Linked DNA regions of Homo sapiens: region 2 is linked to region 1. Evidence: read pairs that join two places in POLR2A ChIA-PET (ENCODE). Cell type or tissue: GM12878. All regions are shown on one strand.

Region 1 (8,000 bases):
GGTTGCACAACACTGTGAATGTGCTTAATAACACTGAACTATAAAGTTAAAATTGATTAAAATGATAAATTTTATGTGTATTTTATAACAATAAAAAATCATAATGAGATGCCACTTCACACCATCAGGATGGCTATAATCAAAATGACAAAGTGTTGGTGAGGATAAGGGGAAATTGAAACCCTCATATACTGCTAGTGGGAATGTAAACAGTACAGCCACTTTGGAAAACAATCTGGCAGTTCTTCAAAAGGTTAAACAGAGGCACCATATAATCCAGCAACGCCACTCCTAAAGTATACACCTAAGAGAAATAAAGACAGATGACCACATAAAAACTTGCCCATGACTGTTTATAGCAGCATTGTTCATAAGAGCCAAAAAGTAGAAATAACCCAAATGTCCATCAAATGTTGAACAGTTATGTGCTCACACGGTTATACCCATGTGACAGAATATTACTCCAATAAAAAAGAACGAAACAGTGATACATGCTGCAACATGGATGAAATCTTGAAAACATACTTAGTGAAAGAAGCCAGTGACAAAAGACTACATACTGTATGATTCAATTTACATAATGTCCTGAACAGGCAAACCTGTAAGATAAAGTAGATTAGCAGCTGCCTAAAAACTATAGGGATTGGGAGAAACAGGAAGTGACTGCTAAAGGATACAGGATTTCTTCTTATTGTGGTAAAAATATTCTAAAATGGATTGTGCACAACTCTGTGAATATATTAAAAACCACTGAAGTACATGTTTTAAATGGGTGATTCATATGGCATGTGAATTATATCTCAAAACAGCTGTTACAAAAACAACAAAAAAACCCTCATTCAATAAGCAAGAAAAACTTTCATAATTTAAACGGTAAATTCCCTCAGAAGGTATAAATAGAATTTAAATTTTCCCAAGGGTAAAGGAAGGAGAACCCGTAGTGGTATTATTAGTATGTGAAAAGGCCAGAATAATCACCTACATGAGGGCACAAATGAAGGGGTAAAAAGAGTCTGGAGTGATAAGGGCAACTTCAACTTTTTCATAATATAGCCTAGAGCCAGCATTTCTTAAGAGACTATTATGCATATTTATTCAAATTGTCCAAAGATTAGTGAAAATGTAATGGTCTTTGTAAACAAAGATGTTTCTTACAGTATCTAGATGTGTTTTCATGGGGATGTTTTCAATATACATTAGAGATCTGGGCTAAGCAGAGCAAACTTTCTCACATTGTACTCTTGTCATGGGGAAAGACTAAAAAATGGTTACTTCCTTGTAAGCAAGGAGAAGAAAGATGACCTGCTACAGTAAAATTTGTAATTTCTAACTACTGACATTTAAGAGCTCTTAAAAAACAGAAAACAAACAAAACAGAGATAATCGTTAAACTTCAGCTACTTCAAAGCATGTCTTTACAGGTTCAAATGATTTAGCTTCATTACTTGACAGGGTCTTGCAAATAAAAATAATTTTTACTGATCTTATGAGCAAACAAAAAAATGATAGCAAATAATGGCTAGGAAGTTAGGACATTTGTAGTGGTGCATTTGTGAACTGCTACAAATCTCAGTTCTGAACAGTAATCTTTACGTAATCACTACAAAAATGAAAAATACACATGCTTTGACACAACAATGTATGTAGCAGGGAGAGAGGGAACTATAAACCTATCAGACCTATCAAAATGGGATCAAGTGAATGAAATATGTTATCTAAATATGGAATCTGTGCAGCTATTAAAAATACATTATATTGGCCAGGCACGGTGGCTCACGTCTGTAATCCCAGCACTTTGGGAGGCCGAAGGGGTGGAGGGCGGATCACGAGGTCAGGAGATCGAGACCATCCTGACTAATACAGTGACACCCCATCTCTACTAAAAAGACAAAAAAATTAACCGGGTGTGGTGGCAGATGCCTGCAGTCCCAGCTACTTGGGAGGCTGAGGCAGGAGAATGGCGTGAACCCGGGAGGCGGAGCTTGCAGTGAGCCGAGATTGCACCATTGCACTCCAGCCTAGGCGACAAAGCGAGACTCCATCTCAAAAACAAAACAAAACAAAACAAAACAAACAAAAGAACCGTTATATTTCTATATATCAATGTGGAGGGCTATGCATGATCAATGGATATATATTTTAAGTTAGTTTCCAGTAAGCAAAAGATAATGCATATTCACTGTTTACACAGTACAGTTTATGTCCTGTTTTTGAAAAAGCAAACAAGAAAGCAGGTGTACATGAAGAACAGGGGTTGGCAAACTTTTTCTGTTAAGGACCAGACAGTAAACATTTTAGGCTTTGTAGGACAAAAGGTCTTTGTCCCAATTACTGGACTCTGCTGTGGCAGCACAAAAGCAACTACAGATATTAACTATACAAATGTGTATGGCTATGTTCCAGTAAAGCTTTATTTATGGACACTGAAATTAGAATTCATATAACTTTAATGAGTCATGAAATATTCTTTTGATTTTTTCCAACCATTTAAAAATATAAAAACCATTTTTGGCTCACAGGATACAAAACAGTGAATTTTGCCATAAAGTGCTAAAGTTTGTCAACCCGATATGGAAAGACACAAATTAAACTGTTAACAGGGGTTATCTTGCAAAAAATTTGTTAAAATAAGCAAATATGCCATTTGATTTTAAAATATATAAAATAATTTTAAAAACTATCTCCTCTCAAATGAAAATGTAATTTTTATTAATAGGGCTGAGAAATTATCTTCTCCATAATCAGAAATCACTGGTGTGTTAATTAACATGACTCAACTTCTCCATGGCTACAGAGAGAGAAGACTAAGGAGAGAAGAAGACAACTTTAGGCCAGGTGCAGAGGCTCACACCTGTAATCCCAGCACGTTGGGACCAGGCAGGCAAATCGCTTGAGCCCAGGAGTTCGAGACCACCCTGGGCAACATGATGAAACACTGTCTCTACAAAAAATTTATTAGGCTTGGAGTGGTGGCTCATGCCTGTAATCCCAGCACTTTGGGAGGCTGAGGTGGGTGGATCACCTGAGGTCAGGAGTTCGAGACCAGCCTGGCCAACACGACGAAACCTTGTCTCTACCAAAAATACAAAAACTAGCTGGGTGTGGTAGTGGGCACCTATAATCCCAGCTACCGAGGAGGCTGAGGCAGGAGAATCCCTTGAACCCAGGAGGCGGAGGCTGTGATGAGCCGAGATCACGCCACTGCATTCCAGCTTGGGCAACAAGAGTGAAACTCCATCTAAAACAAAACAAAACAAAACAAAACCCAAAAAAACACCACAAAAATTAGTCAGGCATGGTTGGGTGTGCTTACAGTCCCAGCTACTCAGGAGGCTCAGGTGGGAGGATTGCTTGGGCCCGGGACATTGAGGCTGCAGTGAGCCATGATAGCACTACTGCGCTCTAGCCTGGGTGACAAAGCAAGGTCCTGTCTCAAAAAAAAAAAAAAAAAAAAAAAAGTAAACCATGTTGTAAACAATGTGCTGTCATCTAAGCTTTGTTGTTCCATTTCTAGAGCATACACATGCGCAGGGTAGAATAATCCCAAGGCCCTAGGATTTTCAGAATGGTCAATGAGCACTGGCTTCAACTTAAAGTCATCAGCTACAATACCCCCTCAACAGTCAGCTTGTCCTTTGAAGCCAGGCATTGGCTTCTCTTCTCTAGCTATGAAAGTACTGGGTAACATCTTTTTCTAATATAAGACAGTGTTGTCTACACTGATAATCTGTTGTTTAGTGCAGCCACCTTCATCAATGATCTTAGCTAAATCTTCTAGATAACCTGCTGCAGCTTCCACTTCAGAACCTGCTGCTTCACCTTGCACTTTTATGTATGGAGATGGCTTCTTTCCTTAAACCTCATGAACTAATCTCTGCTAGCTTCAAACTTCTGCAGCTTCCTCACGTCTCTCAGCTTTCATAGAAATGAAGAGAGTTAGAGCCTTGCTCTGGATTAGGCTTTGGCTTAAGGGAATGTTGTGTCTGGTCTGACTTTATATTCAGAACATGCAAACATTCTCCGTATCTGCAATAAGGCTGTTTAACTTTATCATTCATATGTTCACTGGAGTAGCACTCTTCAGAAACTTTTTCTCTGCATTCACAACTGGCTGTCTGGTATGAGAAGCCTAGCTTTCAGCCTATCTCAGCTTTTGACATGCCTTCTTCATCTAAGCTTCATCATTTCTAGCTTTTGATTTAAAGTGAGAAACGTGCACTCTTCCTTTCACTTGAACACTTAAGAACCATTGTAGGATTATTAACTGGCCTCATTTCAATATTGTTATCTCAGGGAATAGGGAGGCCTGAGGAGAGGGAGAGAGACAGAGGAACAGCCAGTGTGTGGAGCAGTCAGAACACACAACATTTATTAAGTAGGCTATCTTAAATGGGTGTCACTCATGGCACTCCAAAACAATTACAACAGTAACATCAAAGGTAATGGATCACAGGTCACCGTAAGAGATATAATAATAGTGAAAAAGTTTGAAATACTGTGAGAACTAGCAAAACGTGACACAGATGAAGTGGGTACACATGCTGTTGGAAAAACGGGGCCAATACACTTGCTCAATGCAGGGTTGCCAAAAACCTTCAATTTGTAAAAAAAAAAAAAAAAAAAAATACAGTATCTGCAAAGTGCAAGAGTATGAAGCACAATAAAACAAAGTATGCCTGAATTTGATATGGATAACTGGTATTTTTTCAATTATGTGTTATACACGTATTATAGATAAGTAAAACAATTTTTTGAGAATTTTGCTGTTTCCAATGATCTATGACATACACTATGAGTGAAAATAATGTGCAGCAACAAAATAAATCTTCAAGACATACTCCCCTACCCAAACTGCCACCCCTTAAGCCCTTCCTATACAGAAATTTTCAAAGCAGCTATTCCTGGCAAAAAAGAGTTTTCCTTTTTTTTTTTTTTTTAGATGGAGTCTCCTTCTGTCGCCCAGGCTGCACTGCAGTAGCACGATCTTGGCTCACTGCAACCCCCACCTCCCAGGTTCAAGTGATTCTCCTGCCTCAGCCTCCCAAGTAGCTGGGATTACAGACATGCGCCCCTTACGCCCGGCTAATAATTTTTTTTTGTATTTTTAGTAGAGATGGGGCTTCACCATGTTGGCCAGGCTGGTCTTGAAGTCCTGATGTCAAGTAATCTGCCCACCTCGGCCTCCCAAAATCCTGGGATTACAGGCGTGAGCCACTGCACCCAGCCAGAAAGGGGTTTTCAATGCATTGTCCTGCACCAAAACCAAAACAAAACCACATACATAAACTTTTTGATTTTTTAAAATTTTGTTAAATGCAAAATGTCATTTTCTAATCTATGAAAATCTAAAAGAAAAATTAAATGTAGAAACTAAAGCAAGCTTAAGATTTACAGAACTTCAGGTAGACCTTTTCAAAGACATCTACAGTCATCCCTCAGACATGCAGGAGGGTGGTTACAGGACTCCTACATATACCAAGTCCGGGCATACTCAAGTCCCATAGTCAGCCCTGCACAATCCACATATACAAAAACTGAGGCCTCTGTATACACAGGTTTGGCATCCCTGGAATACTGTATTTTTCAATCCACGTTTGGTTGAAAAAATCCACATATCAGTGGACCTGCCCAGTTCAAACTGGTGTTGTTCAAGGGTCAACTGTATTTCCTTATGAAGGGGGCTCTTCCTTATTTGATGCCGTTTCTGCTACAATTAATCAATTAAAGGTCTACAACTAAACTTTCTATGTTCACTGTGGGTTCTTCATGGCCAAGAGTCATTGGTGTGTAAATGATGTCACTGATGAAACAAGCAAATGTGTTTCAGTTAAATTTTGGAGTAAACGCATAACAAGCATTAGTTAACTGCATTATACCTTACATTAAAAGTTTTTACTAAGTCAAGTGCTGCAGTGCATGTTTGTATTCCTAGCTGCTTGCGAGGCTGAGATGGGAAGATTGCTTGAGCCCAGGAGTTCACGTCTAGGCTGGACAACACAGCAAGACCCCCTCTCTTTAAAATTAAAAAAAGAAATTTCACTGATTTTGAAAAGAAGCCACTACCATACTACTGGTTAAAATCCAAAATTCAAATATTCTTGTGGTCAAAGTAAAGCATCTTCAGTACTTAAAGGAGGACTCTTGTACTTTAGTATGGAATTGTATTGTGCTGTATGGATAGGAACCGAGTAGGAAAGGCTGACACTGAACTAACTATGATAGGGCAAATTTAATTCTCCTTTCCTCCACTACTGTATTCTCTTCAGACAGGCTCAGGAAGATCCATATACATGAGAGATCCAAGTAGTAATTCTCAAGTACAGAATATCTGGAATACTCTAGGGCAGCAGTCTACAACTTTTTGATACCAGGGACAGGTTTCGTGGAAGGCAATGTTTCCACAGACTAGGGGCAGCGGGGGAGGGCTGGGATCATTCAAACACATTACACTTATTATGCACTTTATATTATTATTACATTGTAATATATAATAAAATAATTATATGGCTCACTATAATGTAGAATCAGTGGGAGCCCTGAGCTTGTTTTCCTGCAACTAGATGGTCCCATCTGGAAGTGATGGAAAACAGTGACAGATCAGGCATTAGATTCTCATAAGGAGTGAGCAACCGAGATCCCTTGCATGCACAGTTCCCAACAGGGTTTGCATTCCTATGAAAATCTAATGCCACTGATCTGACAGAAGGCAAAGCGTAGGTGGTAATGAGAGTGATGAGGAGCGGCTGCAAATACAGATGAAGCTTTGCTCACTCACCCACTGCTCACCTCCTGCTGTGTGACCCAGTTCCTACCAGTCTGTGGCCCGGAGGGTTGGGGACCCCTGTTCTACAGCCCACTTCATTACAGACTACACAAACTTCTAGGATCACCCCATATCTGACTGAGACCCATAAATTAATCACAGGATCAATCCAGTACCCTACGGATGTTCCAAAAGTGAGATGATCAGCACCCAGATCAAATTCCCCATGTCTTCTACATATTTAGAAGTAAATCTACATATTTAAAAGGAGATCAAATTCAGACCATTTTTGCTAGTGAGTTTGGTTATAATATTGGTTGACAGATCTGATATTTGGACATATCCTCTAAAAACTACAGTTCAGCAATCAAGCAATGTAGTTCAAATTACCTAACTACTCATTAAGACAACGAATATGTGGACACACAAACATGACCAAATGTAGTCCAGAAGCATATTTTAAGAATCCTCAGAAAGCATCTTTTTCATGGGTACAGTATTCCACAAAGAAAACTCTACGTTTAAGTCTGCATTATGTAAATAACATAATTCAAACACAGCAAAGCCTAAAAGACAAATATTAGGTTTCAAGTATCTGAAGTTACTAAATGAAAAACAGTAACCATCTGTTTCCACAGAGGGCCAAACAAGAAATGTACTGAATCTATAACATGAAGAATGTGGGTTATATAAGAATTTTTTTTACAGTAAAGGTTAATTCTGAGAAGAACGAATCTTGACAATCAAGAATTGCTTTCTCTGAAAAAAAAACTTAGAGACTCAACTGCCTTGATGGGTTAAGTATAATCCTGTTCAGTACAGGAGGACTGTATCCCTAAGATTACAATTTGTTTGTCTAGAGTTCAAAAAGAAGTTCCACTACAAAAACAAATAAAATTCATAGTAAATATACATATGTCATAGCTCTTGAGCTTGACACCAAAGGTTTCTAATATGCTTAAATCTGCAGGTAAACTTTAAATAAAAAATTTACTCAGTCCAACTATGAGAATATTGACTGTCAGAATATTGGTTAAAAAAATGAAAATTTACTTAACAAAAATGTTTTATTACAGTTGAAAACTGTATATTTTTTTTCTAACTTCCTTGTCTGTTGCTTTTGCAGTTTCAAAATCAACCAGGAACCAAGTAGATCTTTATTCCTTCCAACTACTTTGTTTCTCTGCCATTTCATCACTTTCAACTCTTACTTAAGGGTGTGAGTCAGAGGGGTAGG
Region 2 (8,000 bases), 530 kb before region 1:
TTCTGTCAGAACGAGGGGGCAGTTTCCAGAGACAAAGGGAGAGCGTGAAGTCTCAGTCAACATCACCCTCCTAGGATGACTGGACTACAGAACCACGAGCTTTACTTACAAGAGGAAGGAAAAGCCTGCTTGGCACACGTGGCTCGAACAAGCTGCGCTTTTCCCAAAGCCAAATGTCAACTGGGTAGATAGGAGGGGCCTCCCTTCTCCTGCTTCAGACCTGGCCTGACTCCTGTCTCCAAATCTCTTGGGCCTGGGTGAGAGGGCCTCTCCCAAAAGGCAGAGAAAATGAAGCTGGCAGCTGAGTCACGGGCAGCTAATTGTTTCCAGAATCTGCAGTCACCACTTAGTAGGGGTTCAGAGAGAAAGTGAAAGGGTGAGGGAATCATTTCCCCTTCTGGGTCCAAGTACGACAATAAATCCAGAGCAGGGTACAGACAGACAGCTTTCCTGTGTCTTTTTCTTTAGGGAAGAAACATCCACGTGATGCGGCACCTCCTCCCAGGTCTTTGCTGAAGGGACCCCTCAGTGGGAACCCTGAGGAGAACCCCTGCCTGCCACCTCCACCCCTCTCACCAAATGCTTCTGACACAGGCCCCACCCTCAGCGCCCCAAGCCAAGACCCAGCACAGCTCCAAGAGTGGGTGGTGGTGGAGACATCCCATGCTCGCCCTTGCAGAAGCCTAAGATGAGAACCAACTCCTCCTCAGAAAAGAAGCTGAGATGTCTGCAAAACCGCCCTCCACCTCACACAGCACGCTCTCTCTGCCAAGCGGAGCTCAGCCTCCGAGGACACAGACATCTACAGCATCATTATCCTTACCAAGTTACCTCGTGCTTCCCAGGGTGTCAATTCAATTGTAGCCACTCTGTCTTGCAACAGCTTGGCTATTTGGGCCTCTCGTATCTGCCATCCAGCTGCCTCCTAGTAACCCCAGAGATGGCTGGGAGATCAGACTCCAGTTGTCTTTCTTGGGACTGTGACCCTGTGCCTGCAAACAGAGGGCAGGGGAGTTGCCAGCCTCACATCTGCTCAGGGAGCTCATCGGGCGCTGAGCTATTCCTATCCTTGCAGCTGCCAGCACAAGTAGCACAGCTACTCAGCACAGCTGAGTGGCCAACTGTGATGCCACCAAGGGCTCGTGCCGAGGGCAGGTGGGAAACACGAAGAGCCCAAGCCAAAGGAGCAGGCAGGTCCCCCGGGGCCTAGGTCACATGTGCTCACAAGATGTTGGGCTGGAGGGGTGGGGGTCATGGGGTTGGCCACACAGACTCATACCCACAAACACAGTTCTCTCACTCCACACCTCTAGGCCAAACAGAGTCTGTCTGCTTAAAATGAAACTAGGTCATTTGTGACCTGCTGTAGGACCCACCTGGCAGCAGTTCTTCATCAGCTGGTTTGGCTGCAAGGGAACAGGGCAGTAAGCAAACGGCTTGTCACAGTGATACACACGCTTGGCACTTTTAACAACTGCTCTTGCTGGAGCTGTCTGTGACCAAGCAGAGCCGGGCAGAACACCAGTTTCTCTCCAACCACAAAACACAGATGATGAGTTTACAGGCTTATCTTTTGTCAGAACCTCGGTAATTCTGTTCCTTGGAGGAGTAGGAGGGAGGGTCACATATAGGAATGCAGAGGGTAAACAGCAAATTCCCCCATTTCAAAAAAACAAGGATGAAGCCTATCGAGAAAAAGCTGAGTGACGGTAACAGCAAGGACAGGGAAATACCTTGAACCTCATAAACACTGGCGCATTTCTTAAGAAAAATCCATTCAGAAAGATGCCATGGCCCTCCTGTACATATTTAGTAACTATACAGCATAAGACCGAGCTGAGCGGACACATGCAGGGTGGCAGCGGCTCTGAGCTTGCAGCAGCCCCACTGCCAAGTGGCCGCTGTTGCTGGGTGGGGCGCAGGGCGCTGCAGAAGGGAGGAGGTGGAGGGGTTCCCTCAGCCCCTCAATTCTCAGCAGGTCTCGCTCCGTAACAGCGAGGTCTCTGACAAGAAAGCGAGGTGCTGCTGATCCACACGTGGAGACACAGGATTTGGAACGTGCACTCCCACAGTTCCTTCCCCGCCCCATTGCGTCTCCATGGATGCACGCAGAGGTCTCCCACTGAAATGTACTGGGAGTGGGGCTGCCTTCTTCCCAGGCACGGCTGTGAACATCAGCAGGACAGTGCAGCAAGTCTTGGATTGTAGAATGAATCAGGGAAAGCTCAGTCTGACACACAGCACGTGAGTTCTAGAAAAGGGAAGTAACAGTGTGAAGGTTAAACAAGTCCCGATGGTGGAGGCAAGATGAAAGGGAGGATGGACTCACCCCTCCCAACATCACAACCTTCAGGGAAAGGAGGCTCAGCAGTAGGTCAAAGAAAATCTCATGACTAGGCCAGGTGTGGTGGCTCATGCCCATAATCCCAGCACTTTGAGAGGCCAAGGCCGGTGGATGGCTTGAGGCCAGAAGTTCAAGACAGTCTGGACGACATAGCATCACTCTGTCTCTACCAAAATAAAAATAAAAAGTTAGCCAGGTGTGGTGGTGCATGCCTGTAGTCCCAGCTACTTCAGGAGGCTGAGGGGGGAGGACTGCTTGAGCTCACAAAGCCAAGGCTGCAGTGAGCTGTGGTCGCACCACGGCACTCCAGCCCAGGCGACAGAGCAAGACCCTGTCTGAAAAAAAAAAAAAGGGCTCACAATGTAGTTTAACACTGGATCAAAGGGAAAGTTTAATTAGGGCCAATAAAATATATAATTGATACTGAAGGACGGAAAGATCTTAAAAGCTGGGTTTTGAATAGGCGGGTTTAGTGGTCACTGGAGAGGTGCTACAGTACACCAGGCAAGAGAAGAGACTCATGGAACTTTTCTGACGGATACTAAGGAATAGGGAACACAGTTGGCTGGGAGGAGGCACGATCTCATCTGAGCTCATCATAATTAATCATAATGATGTGGGCACCCAGAGGCTATGAACACATTTCTTGTAGGAGGGGAGTGAACTTCACTCTCCCACAGTGTCAGGAACTATTCCTATGCCCCTCACTCCCACCCCCTCCACTTCCCCAAAAACCTTCAACTCTGACCATCTGGAGACTACAGCAGAGACAAGTAAATGAAAAAGCAGAAGTGGCCTGCAAACCACATCACCACCGTGTTGTATTAGAAAGTTGTGAAAGCTTTTTACTTAGTTATTAGGAAAGTGGCTAGGAGGGAAGTGGGGTTGTTTGCTGAGAAGGGATAAGATGCTCAGATATTCTCTGCCCCAGGCACATCACCCTGCTGCCAGGAAAGGACCCAGCAATGCTCACCTTCACAGCCTCAGAGCATGCCAAGGAAGGGCTGCAGGATGGAGCAGAGCTGTGTCTTCACTTCATGAGCTTTTCTAGGATAGGGAAGATACCTGTACCCAGCTTGGTATTTGATATGAGCTCAGCAAGTATGTGTTAAATAAAGGCCCAGATAAATTCAGTTTAGGAATCATGCTAACCTTGCTTTATTGAACATACTGTAGGTTATGTAACTACCTTATTTAACCTTCAGCAGAATCTTGGGAGTGTCAGAAAGGTTAAGAACTTGCTCAAGGTCACAGTAAGTAAGCTGAGGAGTCAAGATTTGAATGTAGACCTTAATTTGTGTCAAGTTTTTCCTACTACACCAAGCTGCTCATTCTCCATCCAGCCCAGTGTTCTGCTAACAGCCCAGTAAGAGCATCCTGACCTCCTCAGTGTCTAAATGGAAGGTTATGTAAGTGTCAGCGTCTCCTAGGAGCCACTCTCTCTTTTTGTATTTAGTGGAGCAGGAGCTCTGTCATTCATCTGTCTAAACCCTTATGGAATTAAACCACCTATCAAAAGAGCTGCTTTTAATAGTTTCCCAAGTTTCTAGCCTGCCATGGTAAATTGTGCTTTTATTTGTGCCAAACTTGCCTGCTGCGGTTTCAGAAACAACCCTCTCCTCCTAGCATCTCAGGTTCTGGTGCCCAGGCTCCACTCTGCCTTCTCCACCCTGGCCACGGTTTTCAATTGAGACAGGCCACCTCTCTGTATTCTGGGCTGAAGAATCCCAGTACTTACCACCTGCCCTTACAAGGTTATCACTTCACTCTCCTCTGCTCAGAGCTTCCCCAGATCCTCTGCATTTCCTTGGAGCAGGAACAAGAGCCAGATACAGAGACTCAGCACAGTAGCACAGGCAGAGAGCCCCAGGAAAATGTCTACATCAATTCTCAGTCTCCTTCCTAGACCATGATGTAGCCCAAATCATTTCTCTTTTTGTTTATTTATTCTCAAATGTATTAACCTATATTTGCCACTTTGGTACGTACTCGCCCTGACTGACAGGCACTTATTTTTTTGTTTGTTTGTTTTTTGCAAAATTTTCCCTAATGGTTTGACTACTCAGAAGTACTTGAAGTCCATGGACTTGGAGATTCTGCACTTAAATCAACCAATCCAATGAAAGCAATCCAGCCAGCTAGCTGGTGGCTTCTGAGTTAGTTTCCTTTCCTTCTGAAAATCAGAGAAGAAACCACAGAATTTTAGAAGCTGGAAAGCAGATAAATGAGTGATAACAGACTATGCACTCAAGACAGACAGACTTGAAGGTTCAGTGTGGAAAGCTGAGTACCCAATTTGTCTAGAGAACCCCAAAGGCTCATGAAATGACACCAGGTACCTCTGGAAGTAGGGGAGGGGACTGAAGCAAGGAAGAGGAGTTAAAGGCTCTTTGAGAAGCAGCTGGATCCCAAGAAGCTCTCCCAACTCCATACCACCAGGCAACTGTCTACGTCCCACCAGTCGAGATATTTATTCTCTGACGAGGACAAAACCGTTTCAGGCCTAGGGGACACGAGGCACCATGCACAGCTAAGGACAAGGCTACAATTATAACAGAGAGAGATCAAGTGAACCTATGTCTACTGAATGGTGAGCCCCCAGCCTTCTTCCCATGAAGCTCTCAGAATGCAGGTAACAAACATTTATCCTCTGGGGAACAGATAGGAAGAAACTTCTCTGGGGAATCTGACAAGCCCATGAGAAAATATCGAAAGAAACTGGCATTTATCGTCCAAACACCAGGCCAACCTGATCACCCTACAGTGAACTGCACTACAGGTTCTGCCAAGAACAAGCACAGAGCTTTCACTCTGATTTTTAGTCTCCTACTTTTAAACATTGTTTGACAACAAAGGTCACCAGGGAAAAAAAAAACAAAGACCCTCTAACAGCAGGTGTTAGAGACCAAATAACACATAATCAACAGAAGAGTACAAATTGGAAGAAACAGAGAGAAGAAACAGAGAAGAATACTTAAACAACAAAAAACATGGCCAGGCGTGGTGGCTCACACCTGTAATTCCAGCACTTTGGGAGGCAAAGGCAGGTGGATCACAAGTTCAAGAGATCAAGACCAGCCTGGCCAACAGAGTGAAACCCCGTCTCTACTAAAAATACAAAAATTAGCCAGGTGTTATGGGGCGCACCTGTATCCCAGCTACTCAGGAGGCTGAGGCAGGAGAATCGCTTGAACCCAGGAGGCGGAGGTTGCAGTGAGCCGAGATTGTGCCACTGCACTCCAGCCTGGCGACAGAGTGAGACTCCGTCTCAAAAAAATAAATAAATAAAATAAAAATAAAAAGCCACTATCATTAATATCCTCAGGGAAGAAAAAATACAGTATCTATGAAACATACATAGTATGTTGTTTTTTCTTAACTGAGAGAAACAGGAGGGGAAGCACATAGAAGGACTGAGGAGCTCTGCTTCCTATCGTGGTAGGCTAATTTGACTAACCCTCCAGCCAGTAACAGTGATAAACTCTGGACGAAATATAAAGAACAACTGTTTGAGGCCAGGTGTGGTGACTCACGCCTGTAATCCCAGCACTTTGGGAGGCTGAGGTGGGAGGATCACTTGAGGTCAGGAGTTCAAGACCAGCCTGGCCAACACGACAAAACCCTGTCTCTCCTAAAACTACAAAAATTAGCCAGGCATGGTGGTGGCCACCCGAAATTCCAGCTACTTGGGAGGCTGAGGCAGGAGAACTGCTTGAACCCAGGAGGCGGAGGTTGCAGTGAGCCGAGATCATGCCACTGCACTCCAGCACGGGTGACAGAGCAAGACTCTGTCTCAAAAATACAATAAAATAATTTTTTTAAAAAAGAACAACTGTTTGAAAGTACTAGAGAGCAACCAAAATCAGGTAAAAATTGGAGGGGTTATGAACCTAGAAAAAAGAGAGACAAAGTAAGAAAAAGTGAGACAAAGTGAGAGCCACTCTTAAGTGTCTTTCCCCATGAGCACATTCATGCAGTATGAGATGAATATAGCTCAGGCAGAAAGCTACAGTCTACTAGGCTGAGGAACCAGAGGTCAGAGCTTGAGGCAGCCAATGCAGCTGGAAACTGAGGGAGGAGATCCTGCAGAGGAAGGAGACACAGAAGGGGGAGCCCTCAAATCTACATACAAACTCCCCTCACATTACTTGCTTATTTCTGAACTATGCAAGTACAGGGTGAGATTCCCAGGAGCCCGATGGAAAACATCAGCTAGAAGGCTCAAGGAGCCGAGCAGTGACTTCAAGAGCTGTCCAGTGCTGAGAAGACAGAATTTGGAGTTCAAGTTCTGTGAAGTTAAAGGGGCCTGGTAAACAACTTGGTCTTTCCATTGAAATCCCATCGGACTAAGGGCAAAATTGAAATATGTGAGGCTTAATAAAGCTTCAAACCAAGCCTCCACAGAATCGAAGTGATCCACCAATGTAACTCCTTGCTAGAACAAAACTTACCACTCTGCAAAGGAAAATAACAGAATCCTGAGTCTTTATAACTCATCATTCACACTGACCCAGTATGCATTTAAATATGATTGGACTGGCTGGGCGCAGTGAGAAACAAGAAAATGCAACCCGTAATCAAAAGAAAAAACAGTCCCTAGATTAATGGATAATTCAGATGTTAGAATTAGCAGGTATGGACTTAAAATATTTACTATAAATACGCTAAAGAATCTATAGAAAAAGACGAATATAATGGGTGACAAGGTGGGCAATTTTAGAAGTATAACTAATTGGAAATCTGAAAACTGAAAAATACAAAATCTAAAATGAAAAATGTGTTGGATGGGACTAATAGTAGATTTGATACTGTAGAAGAAATAATCAGCGAACTTGATGATAGAACTCTAAAAATCATCCAAAATGACAAATAGAGTACACACTGTATGACTCCATTTATATATAATTCTAGAAAATAGGCCGGGCACAGTGGCTCACGCCTGTAATCCCAACACTTTGGGAGGCTGAGGCAGGCGGATCATGAGGTCAGGAGATGGAAACCATCCTGGCCAACACGGTGAAACCCCGTCTCTACTAAAACACACACACACACACACACACACACACACACACACACACAAACACATTAGCTGGATGTGATGGCACATGCCTGTAGTCCCAGCTACTCAGGAGGCTGAGGCAGGGGAATCGCTTGAACCCAGGAGGCAGAGGTTGCAGAGAGCTGAGATCGCGCCACTGCACTCCCACCTGGCGACAGAGGGAGACTCCCTTTCAAAAAAAACAAAAAACTAATTCTAGAAAATATAAATGAATCTATAGTGGCAAAAAACAAATCAGTGGTCACCTGGGGGTGAGGTGGGGGAGATGGGGAGGGCAGGTGGGAGGATTATAATGGGGTGCAAGAAAACTGTTGGGGGTGATGATTAAGTTTATTATTTTGATTGTGGTGATGGTTTCCTGGTGTACATATTTCAAAACTTATTAAATTGTATATTTTAATAATATATAGTTTACCAAATGACAATGATATCTTAATAAAGCTATTAAAAATAGTAATGAAAAATGTCTTTATAGGTGTGATATAAACAAGCTCTGTGGGAGTTACATAATAACTGGTTATATTGGTCAAAGAGAGAGATTCTGTTTTCTGAGGCCTGCTCTTGAGGCTTTAAGTGCCCCAACAGTGTAACAAGCAC

Evidence for each region. ChIA-PET counts read pairs that join two places held together with the same protein. Peaks named below come from ENCODE experiments on the same cell type or tissue, not always from the same donor. Only the 100,000 strongest peaks of a DNase experiment are listed, where the experiment ranks them.
Region 2: POLR2A ChIA-PET joins it to region 1 with 11 read pairs; 2 of 35 experiments call an interaction of 5 or more read pairs at or near these places.

Annotation. Positions count from the first base shown.
Region 1 is chr2:42,216,862-42,224,861 of GRCh38, reverse strand. The region is part of intron 1 of EML4 (EMAP like 4); the gene reads right to left. Among named protein-coding and RNA genes, the nearest start is that of EML4-AS1, 51 kb to the right of the region's middle. In GM12878, no CTCF peak of the experiment used is centred here; no DNase peak of the experiment used is centred here; H3K27ac peaks cover 449 bases.
Region 2 is chr2:42,747,625-42,755,624 of GRCh38, reverse strand. It overlaps MTA3 (metastasis associated 1 family member 3), which reads right to left. Exons shown (of 17, transcript NM_001330442.2): 17 at 1-2,251. The coding sequence ends at 2,226. Among named protein-coding and RNA genes, the nearest start is that of OXER1, 13 kb to the left of the region's middle. In GM12878, no CTCF peak of the experiment used is centred here; DNase peaks (open chromatin) are centred at 1,324 and 3,154; H3K27ac peaks cover 2,108 bases.